Regions from separate parts of the Homo sapiens genome. Here region 1 is linked to region 2. A link is a loop called in an ENCODE intact Hi-C map of the cell type or tissue named here. Cell type or tissue: pancreas. All regions are shown on one strand. Each heading gives the region's core, and the rest is flanking DNA. Links, peaks and the distances in the headings are about the cores only. Region 1 overlaps SDK2 (sidekick cell adhesion molecule 2). Region 2 has its middle 27 kb from the start of RPL38.

The links. Peaks named below come from ENCODE experiments on the same cell type or tissue, not always from the same donor. Only the 100,000 strongest peaks of a DNase experiment are listed, where the experiment ranks them.
Region 1: it touches region 2 in a loop (4-fold over the local background); 92 of 110 quality-filtered maps call a loop at or near these places.

What each region holds. Positions count from the first base shown.
Region 1 is chr17:73,425,344-73,433,671 of GRCh38, forward strand. SDK2 (sidekick cell adhesion molecule 2) reads right to left here. Exons shown (of 45, transcript NM_001144952.2): 11 at 6,159-6,326; 12 at 5,168-5,270. Among named protein-coding and RNA genes, the nearest start is that of SDK2-AS1, 84 kb to the right of the region's middle. RefSeq lists an enhancer at 4,112-4,161. In pancreas, for the core only: a CTCF peak has its summit at 4,214 (motif pointing right); a DNase peak (open chromatin) is centred at 4,248.
Region 2 is chr17:74,172,778-74,181,105 of GRCh38, forward strand. No RefSeq gene overlaps it. Among named protein-coding and RNA genes, the nearest start is that of RPL38, 27 kb to the right of the region's middle. RefSeq lists an enhancer at 7,190-7,766. In pancreas, for the core only: a CTCF peak has its summit at 4,115 (motif pointing left); a DNase peak (open chromatin) is centred at 4,106.

The sequences.
Region 1 (8,328 bases), core at 91-8,090, 750 kb before region 2:
GGGAACCACGATTAACATTTGAATGTGTGCATATCTTCCAGACCCTTCTTCCCCGCCCGGATAGGCAGTGCACTGCAGCACTGCTGCATTCAGGAGTCAGACTCTCAGGCCAAATGCTGGCTTTGCTACTTTCCAGCTTTGTGATCTTGGGTGAGCTAATTTATTAATGAATTTATTTATTTTAGACAGAGTCTGGCTCTGTCGCCCAGGCTGGAGTGCCGTGGTGCGGTCTTGACTCACTGCAACCTCCACCTCCCAGGTTCAAGTGATTTTCGTGGCTCAGCCTCCCGAGTTGCTAGGACTATAGGCGAGCACCACCACGCCCGACTAATTTTGTATTTTTAGTAGAGATGGGGTTTCACCATGTTGGTCAGGCTGGTCTCTAACTCCTGACCTCAAGTGATCCACCTGCCTCAGCCTCCCAAAGTGCTGGGATTACAGGTGTGAGCCACCACGCCTGGCCTTGGGTGAGTTTATTTAACCTTGCTAGGCCTCAGTTGCCTCACCTGTAATATGAGGAAACTAACACCACCCACCTCATAGCACTGCTGTGAGGATTGTGCAAGCTAATATAAAATAGAGAAGTGCCTGAACCACGGCAAGCGGTCAGTAACAGTTAGCCTTTGTTACATATTTTAAATGATACAGTATATTTACATGAATGGTATACAGCAATCTATTCAGCCATCCTATTTTTATATTTTATTTTATTTTATTTTGAGACAGAATCTCACTCTGTTGCCCAGGCTGGAGTGCAGTGGTGCGATCTTGGCTCACTGCAACCTCCGCCTCCCGGGTTCAAGCAATTCTCCTGCCTCAGCCTCCCTGGTAGCTGGGATTACAGGCCTGCACCACCATGCTGGGCTTTTTTTTTTTTTTTTTTTTTTTTTTTTCTGTATTTTTAGTAGAGACGGGGCTTTGCCATGTTGGCCAAGCTGGTCTTGAACTCCTGACCTCAGGTGATCCGCCTGCCTCTGCCGCCCAAAGTGCTGGGATTACAGGCTTGAGCCACCACGCCTGACCAGTCATCCTGTTTTTAAAGCTGCTTTTTGACTCAATAAAAATATCATAAACTCTTTTTGATGTGATATTTCCACACCATGATTTTTTATTGGATGCACATGTGTCAGTACAGCTGTTTTGTAATTTAACCGATCCCATAATGTTGGACATCCAGTTTAGCTCCTTGGTTTCTAATATTATAGTTAAAGCTGTGGTCCTTATGGCAAAATGTTTACAACCATTCCAAATCATTTCCTCAAGGACAAATTCTCAGCAGTGAAATCGTTGAGTTAATTTTTAAGTCTTTTAATACCTATTTACAAATCAACAACAGTAATCACCTTCAATTCATCCCTTTATTTAGAAAGGACTTGCCAGCACTCACAGGATGGGCAGAATTTTACTTAAAAGCAAATTTAGTTGCAGAGAGTAATTCCCATGTAAGAAATAGCCTATGGGGGCCGGGCGCGGTGGCTCATGCCTGTAATCCTAGCACTTTGGGAGGCCGAGGCTGGCGGATCATGAGGTCAGGAGATTGAGACCATCCTGCTAACACGGTGAAACCCTGTCCCTACTAAAAATACAAAAAATTAGCCAGGCGTGGTGGCGGGAGCCTGTAGTCCCAGCTACTCGGGAGGCTGAGGCAGGAGAATGGCGTGAACCCGGGAGGCAGAGCTTGCAGTGTGCCGAGATGGTGCCACTGCACTCCAGCCTGGGTGACAGAGCGAGACTCCATCTCATAAAAAAAAAGAAAAAAAAGAAATAGCCTATGGCAAGCAGACATTCTTTGCTTCAGAATGTGGTGCTTTAGGAAGCAGAGATCACTGCCTGTGAAGTATTTGTGCCAAAACAATTGAACATGAATCTAATTAGCAGTTACTGAAATTGAATTATAAATACAGAGGATAGAAGAACAGGTTAACAACACTGTGAGACAGCAGCCAGGCCAATCCAGAGTGTTGAATATTCCATAGCAGGATCAACAAACTATGGCCTGCTGCCTGTCTGTGTAAATAAAGTTTTATTAGAACACAGACATGCCCATCTGTTTACTTAGTGCCTGTTTACATATGGCTGCTTTGGCACTATAAACAGAGTTGAGTAGTCATGACAAGACCATATGGCTCTCTTAAAGCCTAAAATGTTTACTTTTTGGTCCTTTACAGCAAAGATTGCTGACCTCTGTCTTCTAGAACCTGGTTTCTCCAACAAATCAATTACAAAACAAAAACAAAGATAAAAATAAAAAAGAAGTCTTTTCAACAAACAGTGCTGGAAAACCTTGACATCCACATGCAAAAAAAAAAAAAAAAAAAATCTAGACACAGATCTTACACCCTTCACAAAAATTAACTCAAATTGGATCCCAGAGCTAAATGTAAAATGCAAAGCTATAAAACTCCTAGAAGATAATACAGGAGAACATCTAGATGACCTTGGGTTTGGCAATGACTTTTTAAATACGACACCCAAGGCACAATCCATGAAAGAAAGAACAGATAAGCTGGATTTCATTAAATCAAACATTGCTGCTCTTTGATAGACACTTTCAAGAGAATAAAAAGAGAAGCCACACACTAGAAGAAAATATTTGTAAACGATATCTTTGATAAAGCACTGCTATCCAAAATCTACAAAGAACTCTTAAAACTCAGCAATAAGAAAACAATCTGATTAAAAAATAGTCATTGACAGATGCCTCACCAAAGAAGGTACACAGAAGACCAACAGGCAAATGAAAAGATGCTGTACATCATATGTCATTAGGGAAATGCAAATTAAAACAACAACGAGATATCACAGCACAGCTATTAGAATGGCCAAAATCCAGCTGGGCACAGTGGCTCACGCCTGTAATCCTAGCACTTTGGGAGGCTGAGCTAATTTTTTTTGTATTTTTAGTAGAGACGGGGTTTCACCATGTTGGACAGGATGGTCTCCATCTCCTGACTTCATGATCCACCCGCCTCGGCCTCTCAAAGTGCTGGGATTATGGGCGTGAGGCACGGCGCCTGGCCAGAGTGTTTTTTTCTAGAACTATTTTGGAGGTTTTCATGCTAGAAACCTGCACCCGCCCAGGCCCTCACCCCTGCACCTGGCTTTGCTCTGAGGACGTGTCACTCAGGATTCAGCGGCACCACTTTAGTCTGGTTTGGTTGTTGAGATCCTTTCTATTAGGTTGGTGCAAAAGTAATTGCAGTTTTGACCATTCCTTTCAAAGGCAAAAACCGCAGTTACGTTTGCACCCACCTAATAGTCTGCTTAGGGAACCCTGCTGTGTTTTGCAGATAGAACAGGGTTTTCAATCCTGGTGACACATTAGAATCACCTGGGGAGCTTCTTAAAATTGCTGAGGTCTGGGTCTCACCCCATCCCCAAGATCTACCTCAAGACGGAGGGTAGAAGGGATGTCCCCGTCCCCCCAGTCCAAGGAAGACAGACTGGGGTGGGAGCTGCTGGGGTGGCCTTGGGCATAGACTTTGCCAATTTTGGGGGGGATAAAGGGATGATTCTGCTCCCCAGAATCATCCCTTTGATGAAAAGATGGTCCTAGATGGTTAATTCCGTTTAAGGCGAGGACCTCCCTTCAGTAACCTGGTACAGGGATTTCTGACCTGCAGTTCACTGGAAGGGCCTACAGAGTGGGTCTGCAGGTTACTTTGCAAGAGACCCCCGAATCCCATTATGCATCAGTAACTGTCTAGAGAATGAATACAATGTATGTCTTTCTCAAATAAGTTGACACTTTTTATAAGTAAGTCATCTTTTTTATAAATAAAGTCTGATTTAAAGTATACTGAATTTCAGAATTTCCCTATTAATGAATGCTAAAAGTATAGCTACTACACAATGAATGGGCCCGAGATACACAGCAGTATTCTATGTGGGTTCTCTCCCAGGACCTTTTTTACAGTTGGTATGTTAATTTTTTAAGAAAAATCTATTAAACCCAGAAATAAGCATATTCTGGAATCTCAGTCAAAAATCTTCTAACTATTAATACATCTATGTACATTTTTGCATTTGTGCTAGCGTCATGTGATGACTGCCTTAAGTGGTCAACACTTCATGAGGTGTTTCTCAAACTGGGGCCGCTGATATGTTCTCTGAGAATCAGTGTTGGCCAAAAGCCTGGAGCCCCTTGTACCAACCTGGGCTCCCCGGAGTCTCATTTGGGGGTGGCTGTACAGACTGTCATAGGTCCAGTGGCCACCAGATGGCGCCCCAGGACGCAGCTGCCTTCGGCATGAGGAGGAGGCCATTTCTCCCAGTGCAGGAGCGCCGGCCCCTTCTAGCCTCGGTGCCAGTTGCTTTGACAGTGATATTGCTCATAAAATAGAGAAGCAACACGCAGGGAATATTTATTTCTAAGGAAGCAGTTGCATTTCCCTCAGCATTCTGGAGCTCAAGGAAGAGAAGGCAGGGACAATCTCCTCCTGGTTTTAGCTTCCAAAGCCTTGGGGGTGGGGGTAGGGTTTGGTTCAGGTGCTTGGGAGGGGTCCCGGCTTTTATACCTTTCTTGGCTGCTTCCTCCCAGCCCTTTTAGTGGCTTCCACAGAGGCGGGACTGAGTTACCTGGAAGCCAAGTCCCTTGCCAAGGTCCCGGCTTGGCCATGGAAGATGGTGGGGTGACCTCGGTTTGGAGGCTCAGTTTCCCACATGTGCTTCTCTTGCAGGGTCCCCCCAGGGGTCATCTCCTGCCCCACCCCTATAGCTGATCCCATATCCGCCTGCCCAGACCCCTCTGCTGCCCATTCAGAGGCCAGAGGGCCAAAGACTTGGGGTGGGCTGGGGGACACTAGCAGTGGCGTCCAGGGCCAGAGACAGCAGCTCCTTCCCTTCCATGCTCACTAACCCACAAGCCTCTTCCTTTCCCCTCCCTCACCCCCTCCTCCATTCCTCTTACTTCATCTTTCTGCACCCCTTCCTCTTTTCCTCCCACCTTGGAAACTGGCTTAACTCAATTCAGGGTAGCTCAGTTCCCGGGTGTTTATTTCATACCCCCTACCTCTCAGCCCTGCACTCAGCTCTGGAAATGCCACTGCCCAGGAGAAGGCGTGGCTCTGCAGCTGTTACCTCCCTAATGTGGACACTCGCCCAGCTACAAGCTATTGCCAGAGGCTCCCCCTCCCCTCTTGCCTGGAGTCAACAGCAGAGCCAGTACCTGATGGTTACTCGGGGGTCGTGGGTCACTCCGCACACCATGGAGGCCTGGGTGCCCTTGATGACACTCTGATCCTGGGGGGGCTTGGTGATGCGGGTCCGAGCTGAAAGATACAGCGGAGACAGCATGGTGAGAAGAGGTGTGGGGGCTGTGTGGCTGGACTCTGGGTGGATACCATATGAAAGCCCCCAAATGGTTAAAAAGAACAATGAGCTCCCTGGTACTTTAATTCTTGGAAGCCACGTCATAGTTGGGGCTCATTAAATTTTGCTCTCACAAACCATGTATGGGATGGAGAGACCAAACTCTAAGGACGATCAGGACCATATTTTCAGCATATCAGTGGTCCAGCCAGGGTAAAAATAGGGCTTTCTGATTTCCAGTCTAGTGCTTCATGCACCAGGACCCCTGGGCTCAGCCCAGACAAGTGGCCCACAGGTATGCTGGGTGTGGATCCAAAGTTGGAAGTGGCTTGAGAAGCTCTCTTACAGCAGGGGTCGGCTAACTACAGGCTGGGGGCCAAATCCGGCAGGTGGCCTTTTTGGCTAAATAAACCCTTACTGGAACATAGCCACGCCCATTGGATGACATACCGTCTGTGGCTGCTTTCTAGATAAAACGGAAGCTAGTTGAGTCGTTGTGACAGAGACCGTCTGGCCCACACAGCTTAAAATATTTATGATCTGGCCCTTTCTTGAAAATATTTGCCGATTTCTGCCCTAAAATATATGAAGGCAGCTCTCCTATAACTTCAATGTTCTCTCAAGTCGGCCAAGCATAGCATCACCGGCAGAATCTTCCTAGTCCCTGGCCTCTGAACCACTTTGTCACTGTCCCTCTGATGAGAAGGGCCCTGACTGGGACAGACACTGGGGATGGAGACACTGGTGGTATGAGCCTGTGCCCCGTAGCTGTCCTGAGTCCTCAGCACCTACAGGGATGTACACACGCACACACAAATGTATAAAGCCCTGTGGCTCTGCACACTCACCCCAAACGACTAGGTCTGCTGAGGCCTCATCGACCCCCCGAGAGTTGGTGGCCAGGCAGGTGTAGGTCCCCGCATCGGAGATGTGTGTGGGGCTGATGAGGAGGCTGCCCGACTCCAGGGGTGTGAAGCGAGGCAGCTGCACAGAGCCACTGGCCAAGATGCGCTCCCCTGAGGGCAAAACAGGGTGGGGGTCAGCCTGTAGCCCCCAAGGGCACACCCTGCCCTTCCCTGGCCGCTCCAGGGCAGCATGGTCCCCCCACAGGCCCCTGGCTCTGGAAATGCTGGAAGGAATGAGGACAGATGGCGGTGGGGCTGGGGTGGGGGCTGAGAGACCTGGAGAGCTTTCTGGCTTAGGGACGGACACGAGGGCACAGGGTCTCAGAGCGGGCAGCCTAGAGCCCAGGTCCCCTGATGCTCCTGTGCCCGCCACACCACGTGCCCTTCAACAGAGAAGGGGGCGCAGTTTCCTGATGACGGTGAGCAGTAGCCCGGCACAGCCCTCAGAGGCAGCTGGCACCCGGGTTGGGGGAGCTGGCGGGGGGACAGCTCTGACAAGGTGATGACGGGCATCCTGCGGCAGGATGCTTCTGGGGAGAGTCACCTTCAAGAGAGTGAAGGGAAGTGACGGGAGCTGCCTGGAGTGGGGGTGGGGTAGAGAGGGACACGCTGTCCCCCAGCAGCAGCCCTGGTCAGGACAGACCTCCTTCTGCAGGGGGACCCAGGGAGCCTGGGGCCCAGCCTGGGAGGGTCCTGGCCAGAGAAAGAGGGGGAGAAAGAGAGAGTGCAAGTGCACCTGCAGGAGTGAGCCTGGGAATGCAGGTCTTTGTGACTATGTCTATTTTAAAGAACCCCCCACCCCCGTAAGGAAGGGAATCTCCATGTGTCCATCTGGGGGTCGCATGTCCGTTTGTACATGCGTGCAGGCACAGTGAACTGAGTGTGCTGGGTGGATGTGTTTATTTCCATGTGTAAGCACGTGCCTAGGTGTGCCCCTATTATCCCCACAAATGTTTATTGAGTGCCTACCGTGTGCCAGACTCTGTTCTAGGTCCTGGGAGACGGCAGTGGACAAAACCGACACCCCTGACTTTGTGGGGAGACAGGCCATGAGCTAGGTAAATAAGCCGATGACCAAATGCATGAGAAGGTGGGGAGTGAAGGAGGTAGGGCTGGAGGGGAGGGCTGGGGGCTGGGGCAGGGTGAGTCCTTGGAGGAGGCACCTCTGAGCTGGGGCTTGCCGGTGTGAAGGAGCAACTGTGTTTGTACGTGTGTGTGCACATGTGTATGTACATGTGTGTGCATATGTGTGCACATGTGTATGTACGTGTGCATGTATGTGTGTGCATGTGTGTGCACATGCGTGTGTGTGCATATGTGTGTGTGTGCAGGGGAGAGTTGTGAAGGTGAGTGTGCACACACAGAGGTGAAGAGGAAGCACACAGGGCAGATGGCCTTAGGGAGGTGGCTTGGGCTTTGCTGGTTCCGCCATCTGGAGCCCTCTGAGCTGCCTGGGGTAGGAGACTGGCAGCAGCCACCACTAGAATAATATTCATCATCAAGCACCTATCGTTTCCTGGGCTTTCGGACTCCCAGGCATAATGCAGGACCCTCACATGCACGCTATAGTCTAGTCTTCACATCACCCTGGGGTATATATATTATTGTCACCAGTTTACAGATGGGGAACCTGAGGCTCAGAGTGAGTTAGTAACTCACCAGGGTGGCAGGTCTTGGAAGATGAAGAGCTGGACCTTGAGCCTGGCAAGGCTGGGATGTGAAGGATGCTCTTTTTTTTTTTTGAGACGGAGTCTCGCTCTGTCTCCCAGGCTGGAGTGCAGTGGCACAATCTTGGCTCACTGCAAGCTCCACCTCCCAGGTTCAAGCGATTCTCCTATCTCAGCCCCTTCCCCAAGTAGCTGGGATTACAGGCAACTGCCACCATGCCCGGCTAATTTTGGTATTTTTAGTAGAGACCGGGTTTCACCACTTTGGGCCAGGCTGGTCTTGAATTCCTGACCTCAGGGTGATCTGCCCACCTCAACCTCCCAAGATGCTGGGATTATAGGCATGAGCCACCGCGCCCGGCCGAGAGATGCTCTCTTGGGTTGTACAGTGTATGACCTTCACAAGTGTACGTGGGGAACCCAACCTGGCTGGCTCCAGAGCCTAG
Region 2 (8,328 bases), core at 72-8,071:
TAGGCTCTTTATGCTGCTGAATAAACAGGCAGAGAAGAGAATCACTTTCCTAGTTAGCAAAGAGAAACTAGTTAGCTACTATATAAAGGAGACAAGGAACCCAGGAAGTTCTCTGGTGACCCGTGTAGTACTTCCTTGTCTAAGGGAAGACTAATGGATATGGAACAGGCAATGAGAGAAGGAAGTTAATATCAACACGACCTCATAAAAACAAGAACATAGAAAGCAGGAATATTTTCTTCCTTGCCTGTTGATATGTATACATGTTTGCACTGGCACATATTAACTAATGTCTCTTCTCTCTCCTTTGCCGTTTTTATTTTATGTAAAGATTATTAGCAGTGGTTAACTTCACAATTTCATCTTTAAGTTACAAAATATTCAGATGGGACCATGACTAGTTTTGAGGGGTGATCAACATCATCTAGAAACGAGTACCATGACTGTCACTCAGAGGAGGATATAAGAGCTCTTGGGATTTTATGTCTCCTCTCTTTGAGAACACTGTGAGTGTCTTTGTACAAAAGATAATTGCATGTTATAAGGTAAAGGTGTACGTTTGTTGTTATCATTAGATGGTGTTCAGTACATGTAGATGGATGCTGAGTAGCCAAAGGGGTGGAGGACTGTGTCAGCTGTCAAGCTATCATCTCTCAACTCCGAGCTCACCCTTCTATTTATTTATTTATTCATTCATTTATTTTTATTTTTATTTTTATTTTTTTTTTGTTTTGTTTTGAGATGGAGTCTTGCTCTGTCACCCAGGCTGGAGTGCAGTGGCGCAGTCTCAGACACTGCAACCTCTGCTTCCCAGGTTCAAGTGATTCTCCTGCCTCAGCCTCCAGAGTGCCTGGAACCACAGGTGCCTGCCACCACACCTGGCTAATTTTTGTATTTTTAGTAGAGGTGGGGTTTTGCCATGTTGGCCAGGCTAGTTTCAAACTCATGACCTCAGGTGATCTGCCTGCCTCAGCCTCCCAAAATGTTGGGATTACGGGCATGAGTCACCACGCCCAGCCCGAGCTCACTCTTCTAAACTCTACGTTTTGGTGCTAAGATTGGGGCTCTGCACATAACATCTCTCCTTCGTCAACTGGCTCCTTGTTGGGTTCTGCCTGTAGGAGGACTAGAGAGAAACCAAAGGCTGGAGGAGAGAAAAGAGGCATATGCTCTTTCTGCTGGCTTATTCTTCTTGTCCCTGTCTCTCCAGCAACAGATCTCCCCCCGAGCAGCAGCAGTGCATTCCAGTAGCCAGTTTTTACTGCACAATCTCATCATGCTCCTTCAGAGATAGCAGCACCAGTCAGCCAGGCTGCAGCGTCTGAGGTCTAAACCCAGCTCCATGGGGCCTCTTCTTCAAGCTTGTAGAGTCAGATAACCACGACATCTCCCTTTTGTTCTGCCCATCCTAGGGATGATGGCTTCTTTCTCTAGTTCCTCTAACCATGCTACTTCAATGTTCTCTTTGGGCTTTTTCAGTCCTCCAATACCTGTTTAGCCAATTCTCTATATTAAATTCTCTGTTAAGATAACTGGTGTGGTTTCTATTTTCCTGACTGAACTCTGACTAATACAAGCAGGCAACTGTAATTTTTTATTATAAGCCTCCTATACAATTGGAATTTGTTTAAATTCTGCATGTATACTACTTTTTGTTACTTTTTTCCAATTCTGCAATGTAATTGCAAGGAGAGTGCAGTTACAGAGTACTGCCAGACCATTTAGAAGAAGAAACTCCTCGGCCAGGCGTGGTGGCTCATACCTGTAATCCCAGCACTTTGGGAGGCCAAGGCGGGCAGATCATGAGGTCAGGAGATCGAGACCATCCTGGCTAACACAGTGAAACCCCATCTCTACTAAAAAAATACCAAAAAAAATCATCTGGGCGTGGTGGCGGGCACCTGTAGTCCCAGCTACTCGGGAGGCTGAAGCAGAAGAATGGCGTGAACACAGGAGGCGGAGCTTGCAGTGAGCCGAGATCACGCCACTGCACTCCAGCCTGAGCGATAGAGCGAGACTCTGTCTCAGAAAAAAAAAAAAAAGAAGAAGAAGAAGAAGAAGAGCCTCCTCTACACTGGGTTGGTCATGGAAGACTTCCTGGAGGAAGTGACATCTAAACAAAATTTGAAAAACTCATTGAAATTAACCAGGCAAAGAGTGTGAGATAGTAAGCCAGGCATAGGGAATAAATAGCAAGTACAAAGGGAAGGAGGTAATAAGGCCTCATTAAGTTCAAGGAAGAGTCCGGCTGGAGCATTGCCAGTGTCAAGACGGGAGGCTGGGGAGGAGAGAGGTGATTGGATCAGAAAGGACCTCTGCAACCTTAGAGAGGAGTTGGGACATTTTCCCAGGGACTGTGAAGATCTTAGAGAGTTTCAACAGGGAAGAGGCATGACTGTATGGCCGGCAGCAGACACCCAACATCCTTGTGCCCACCTTGAGCACGCTGGCCCTTGCTCTCGGCCAAGTCACATCATCTCCAGCACTTGCCCAAACTCCACATCTCCCCCGTCTTCCCAGGCAGGCGCCTCCTCAGAACACATCTGTACTGAGTTTCCCCCTCAGAAACCTTGTTAGGACACTAGTTAGTGTGATAAACTAATTCACGGTGAAGTGTTAGCAAATGAAAATGGTTTATCGCTCCTCGGGGTATTTTCATTTTAAGGAGACTCCGTTGACAAATATTTACTGAATGGTCTATTACATGCAAGAAACTATGTAAAACTCCTAGGGGGAGTCACGGCTTGACCTAAATAAATCAGTCTCTAATGATAGAATCCTAGGCTCACCGGGAAGCATTGCAGGCAGCACACAGCCTTTCTTATCTCTGCTTAAACCACATTAGCCTCTCTCTTGATCTGCCCTCCATCCCGACCCCCACTCCTCCCCTCCAATGGGGCTGAGCAGAGGCCGTGGCCCCCGATGTTTAACTGTGACTTCCCTGAGTGGTGTTGACATTGCTGGGACTGTATTGGGGGCTCAACAGTCAATCTTCGCCCCATGTTTTGGAATCCCCAGGTCTGCCCCATGGGAAGCCAGAAGGAACTGTACTGAGGGAGCTCCATCTCCCGTCCTTGGCCACGCTCTGCCCCCACCTCCACCCAGACACACTTACGGAGGGCCTCCTGCACACCTGGCCCTGTGCCAGGAATAAGGGCCAGGGAGCAGGGGGCAAGGATGGGGAACAGCACAGAAGTCCCACACCTGCACTTCATTTCAGCACGAGATGGATTCTCCCTTGAATAGTGGAGCCTCAGGCCGGGCACTGTGGCTCATGCCTGTAATCCCAGCACTTTGGGAGGCTGAGGTTGGTGGATCACCTGAGGTCAGGAGTTTGAGACCAGCCTGGCCAACATGGTGAAACCCTGTCTCTACTAAAAATACAAAAAAAAAAAAATTAGCTGGATATGGTGGCGGGCACCTGTAATCCCAGCTACTCGGGAGGCTGAAGCAGGAGAATCACTTGAACCTGGAGGCAGAGGTTGCAGTGAGCCAAGATCGTGTCATGGCACTCCAGCCTGGGCAATAAGCGATACTCTGTCTAAAAAAAAAAAAAAAAAAGTGGAGCCTCCTCACCTGGTTGATTCTCCTCCTCTCTTTCTGTGTGTGTGTCTCTCTCTCTGCCTTCTGAGATACCAAACTAAAACAGAAAGGAGGATGAGAGGCAGGAAGGAAGGATGAATGCCGGAATGGGATGAACAGTGCTTTTCCAGCTGCTGGTCCCCCAAGTCCTCTCTCTCACCCCCTCTCTCATTGTCAGGCTCCACTCCTCCCAAGCTGGATTCCCCAGAACCACCCTCATCCCCTCCGGCCCCTCCCCACTTACCTGTTTGCAACGCCCTTCTTGGACAGCACAGGTGAGACATCCCGAATAAAGACACTGAACAAGGAAGTGGAAGCCGGAACCCTGGCGCTTTCGTCAGATTCACTGCATAGTGTCTAGAGAAGCTTACCTGTGCCTTAGCTAAGTTCCCAGGACTCACTATTCCCATCTATAAGATGGGCACAGCCCAGGCCCTGTTATCCCCCTAGGACCATCTAGACCTTCCCTCTCCGCCAGCCCTTCCCAGGCTCCCCCTTCCATCCATTAAGAAACACTGGCATCTAGTGGTTGTGTGAGGGACCTGCAGCGCAGACCCGGCTTCCAAGAACAGGGCCCATAGATGGAGAAGCCTCTGACAGCCCTATCTAGAAACAAGGAGCCCCGTATTCCATACTGCCCTCTGCAGCATCCCTCCCTCTCCCTCTGAAGAACCCCCAAGACCCCCAAACAACATGGGAGTCAAGAACCAGTGTTGAAATGGCCATGTTGCCCATCCTTGCTGAAGACCACCCAGACACCTCCCTGGTGATGAGGAGGGGAGAGAACCTGTGGATGAAACACCCCATGGCCAATCCACAAAGTGAGTCATTAGGAGCTGAGCACAAGCCCAAATTCCAGACAAATAGGACAGCTTCCTACCACGGTGGCTGCCAATCTGCCAGCCACTCCATCATGTGACCCCCCCCCCCAGACACTTAGTCAGCACTCCCAGGTGCCCAGCATCATACCAGGCTGTTGACAGTGTGTGCCTGCATGTGTGTGTGCATGGATGAGCACAGGGAGAGATGTGTGCAGAGGAAAGAAGAGGCACACAGCATGAGTCACTGGCAGACATAAGCAAGTGAACCATAAAATAATCTAAATTCATTTATTCAACACATACTTCCCAACACCTGCTGTGCACCAGAGAGAGCTGCTCCCAAGCCACCAAGGGCTCACCCCAACCCTACCACCTGACAGCTACCTGAAAATAGTCTACCCCGCACTCCTACCCTCCAGTTAACCTACTTTGCATACGTTAAAGACTGTTTTACCATTGGCTTGCATCTCTGCATCCCCTGTAGCTAGGTCTACCCCGCACTCCTACCCTCCAGTTAACCTACTTTGCATACGTTAAAGACTGTTTTACCATTGGCTTGCATCTCTGCATCCCCTGTAGCTAGCACACAGAAGGGGCCTAATATGTGCTTATTGAAGTCATTAATCCAGTCCAGCGCCTGCCAAAGCGGGAATCCCTTCTGATAACGTCACCGATGGCTGCTCTCCCAGCCCCCTCAAGGGCCACCGGTTATTCCGTATGCTGTTGTGTCCGTCAGGTTTCTGTGGCAAGGGACAGAACAGCAACTCGGATTCACTGGAGTAGAGAAGGGAGCTGCACAGGCAGAGAGAGCAGAGTTGGGTGCTGGCAGGTGCGGATTGAGGGTAAGAAAGAGAACGGAGTCAGGTGCTGGCAGGCCTGGATGACCACATCTGGTTTTCCCATCCTTTTATTCTGTTTTCCTTAGCCCCCTGCCATGCCCATATCCCCATCTCCAGACTCTGCTTCTGTTTGTTGCTGGTCCTAGCCTGCCCTTCTGCATACCAGCTGCCTTCATGCAGCAGGAGGAAGGGAGATGGCCACAGGCTCTTCCAGGCTTGCACGATCCTAGCACAGGATCCCAGAGGCTCCCTCTCCCTCTCCTGTTGAACATATCTTTTTTTTTTTTTTTTGAGACAGCGTTTTGATCCTGTTGCTCAGGCTAGAGTGCAATGGTGCAATCTCAGCTCACTGCATCCTCCACCTCCTGGGTGCAAGTGATTCTCCTGCCTCAGCCTCCCAAGTACCCAGGTAGCTGGGATTACAGGCACCTGCCACCACGCCAGGCTAATTTTATGCTTTTTTAGTGGAGATGGGGGTTTGCTATGTTGGCCAGGCTGGTCTTGAACTCCCGACCTCAGAAGATCCACCCGCCTTGGCCTCCCAAAGTACTGGGATTACAGGCGTGAGCCACTGTGCCCGGACATATCTTGAGGAATATCTAAATCTCAGGAATGACTCTGTCTGGACCAGTTCCGATCCCTGAGTCCCCACTGCCCAACCTCCTGTCCATTCTTAAGGCCTGAGAGACAGGTACAATGTCCCAGGGCACACATGTCTGCCCCTGTGGTCAAGGGGAGGGGAAAGGACACTGTTACTACCTGCCCATCAGAATTGTGTGCAATGGGAAGTAGGACAGAAGAATCTTCCAAATGAGGGAGGGTATCTTACCAGGAAGAGGGAAGGAGACATGCCGAGAAAGTGCAGTGTTTCAACAGTGTCCCCCAAAACATTCACTTCCATCTGATCCTCAGGATGTGACCTAATTTGGAAATAGGGTCTTTGCAGATGTAGTTAGGGTGAGGATCAAGCAGAGATTATCCTCTTGATAATCTCTTTGAAGGGTGTTTTGGGGGGCCAGCCGTGGTGGCTGACGCCTGTAATACCAACACTTTGAGAGGCTGAGGTGGGCAGATACCTGAGGCCAGGAGTTCAAGACCAGCCAGGCCAACATGGCCAAACCCCATCTCTACTAAAAATACAAAAATTAGCCAGGCGTGGTGGCACACGTGGTGGCTGTAATACCAGCTATTTGGGAGGCTGAAGCAAGAGAATCGCTTGAACCTGGAAGGCAGAGGTGGCAGTGAGCCGAGATCGCGCCACCGCACTCCAGCCTGAGCAACAGAGACTCTGTCTCAAAAAAAAAAAAAAAAGAAGAGATTATCCTGGATTAGGGTGGGTCCTAAATCCAGAGAGCATGTCCTTTTAAGAGACAAAAAAGGAAACACACAGACACAGGAAGGAGACCACGTGAGGATGGAGGCAGAGACTCGAGTGATGTGGCCACAAGCCGAGGGACACCAGGAGCCCCGCCAGCAACTGGGATAGGCAAGAAGGGACCCTCCCCTAGAGCCTCAGAGGGAGCACAGCCCTTCCGACACCTGGATTTCAGACTTCTGTGCTGAAGAACTGGGAGAGTATCAATTTCTGCTGTTTTAGGCCAACAAATGTGTGATCATTTGTGATGGCAGCTCTTAGAAAAGAACCCAGGAGGCCAAGACCAAAAGTCGTCCACTGTGCCATTTTCTGGGGTGGCAGATGTTTTAGGGGGCTGGAAAGCACCTGGTGGAGGTGTCAGCTCACTTCCCAGAGCCACGCCCACCAGCCGCCACTCTGCTGCAGAGACTCGGCTCAGGACCACTCCTCCCTGAACTGTCTGTCTAGAGCCTGCACACATGTGTGACATGGCAGACCCTAAAGTGTCCAGAGATTTTAGGACCTCCCCACCACCACCACCATCAACCACTTATGAGTAAACTGAGGCCCAGAGAAGCTAAACAGCCTGTCCCCTTCAGATAGTTAGAAGAATTTCTGAATACAAGGAAGAATTCTTCAGTAAAATTGATACATGACCTCTTTCTTTCTTCTTTGTTAAAAAATCTGATTAATTAGTAAAAGCTGGAGTGTTTGATAGTCACTGCTGAGAACACTGGAATCGTCAGGAAGCTAAATGCTTCTGAGCAACGGGCAAAGCGCTGGAGATCAAGCGGGCATTTTTTTGGCCTAAGATTTTGACAGGGTCAAGAGGACGTTCAACCCCTCACTGAGCCTTCGCGCTCCTTGTCTAATTTAATTGTTTGGAAGTCAGAAAGTGCAGTAGCTTTCTAGTTTCTTCTTTTCCAGGCTGAGATTTCATTCCTTGAAACATTCTTCTTTCCTTGATACAGTTTGCAAGGCCTCCACCTTGCTGGCAAGCAATCTGTGCACACACTCACCGCTCCTCACTGCAGCCTCACTGCTGGGCTGCCTGCTCTGGCCCTGCCGGGAGACCTGGGCTGGGGCAGGATGGTGGCCGCTGCCCGGAGGCACGGGGCGGGGAGAGACGTGTTGAGATCAGGCCTCTCCCATCAGCCCCCAGGCCCAGGAGTGGACACAAAACATGGAGAGCCCAGCTCCTGACTCCTCCCATTCCAGCCCTCCCAGCCCCCTCCACAGAGAAATCCAGAGCCCATCCCAGGCAGCTTCTCCAGGCAGCAGGTGGTTCCACAGCCTAATTCAGGACCTCTAATCTCCCCCCAGGTCCCCAGCTTCTGAGACTTTGACGTACTGACTCCTGCCTCCCACCTGCGAAGCCCAGCAAAGCTCTCGCCTTTCTCCCACTCCCAAGAGTTGACAGACTCCAGGCTGCTTTTCAGATGATTTGGGGACCTTCCTGGGAGACACTTTGAAGCCTCTTCAAAGCCAACTGTGTTGTGAGCAGCTGCCAAGCTGCAGAAAGTCCCCGCAGCCCTGGGCCACCTCTAATTACCAAGCCCACCATCACCCTGTCAGTGCCTTTGGTGGGCCCTTCCTCTGCAGCCAGCAGCAAGTGCCCATCGTCACCCAAGAGCAGGAGGAGGGAGAGGAGTCTGCAAGGAACTTCTTCCAAAGAACACTGCACTTCCAAAGAACTGCACCTGAGGAGTTCCCGTGAACAAACGTGAACAAC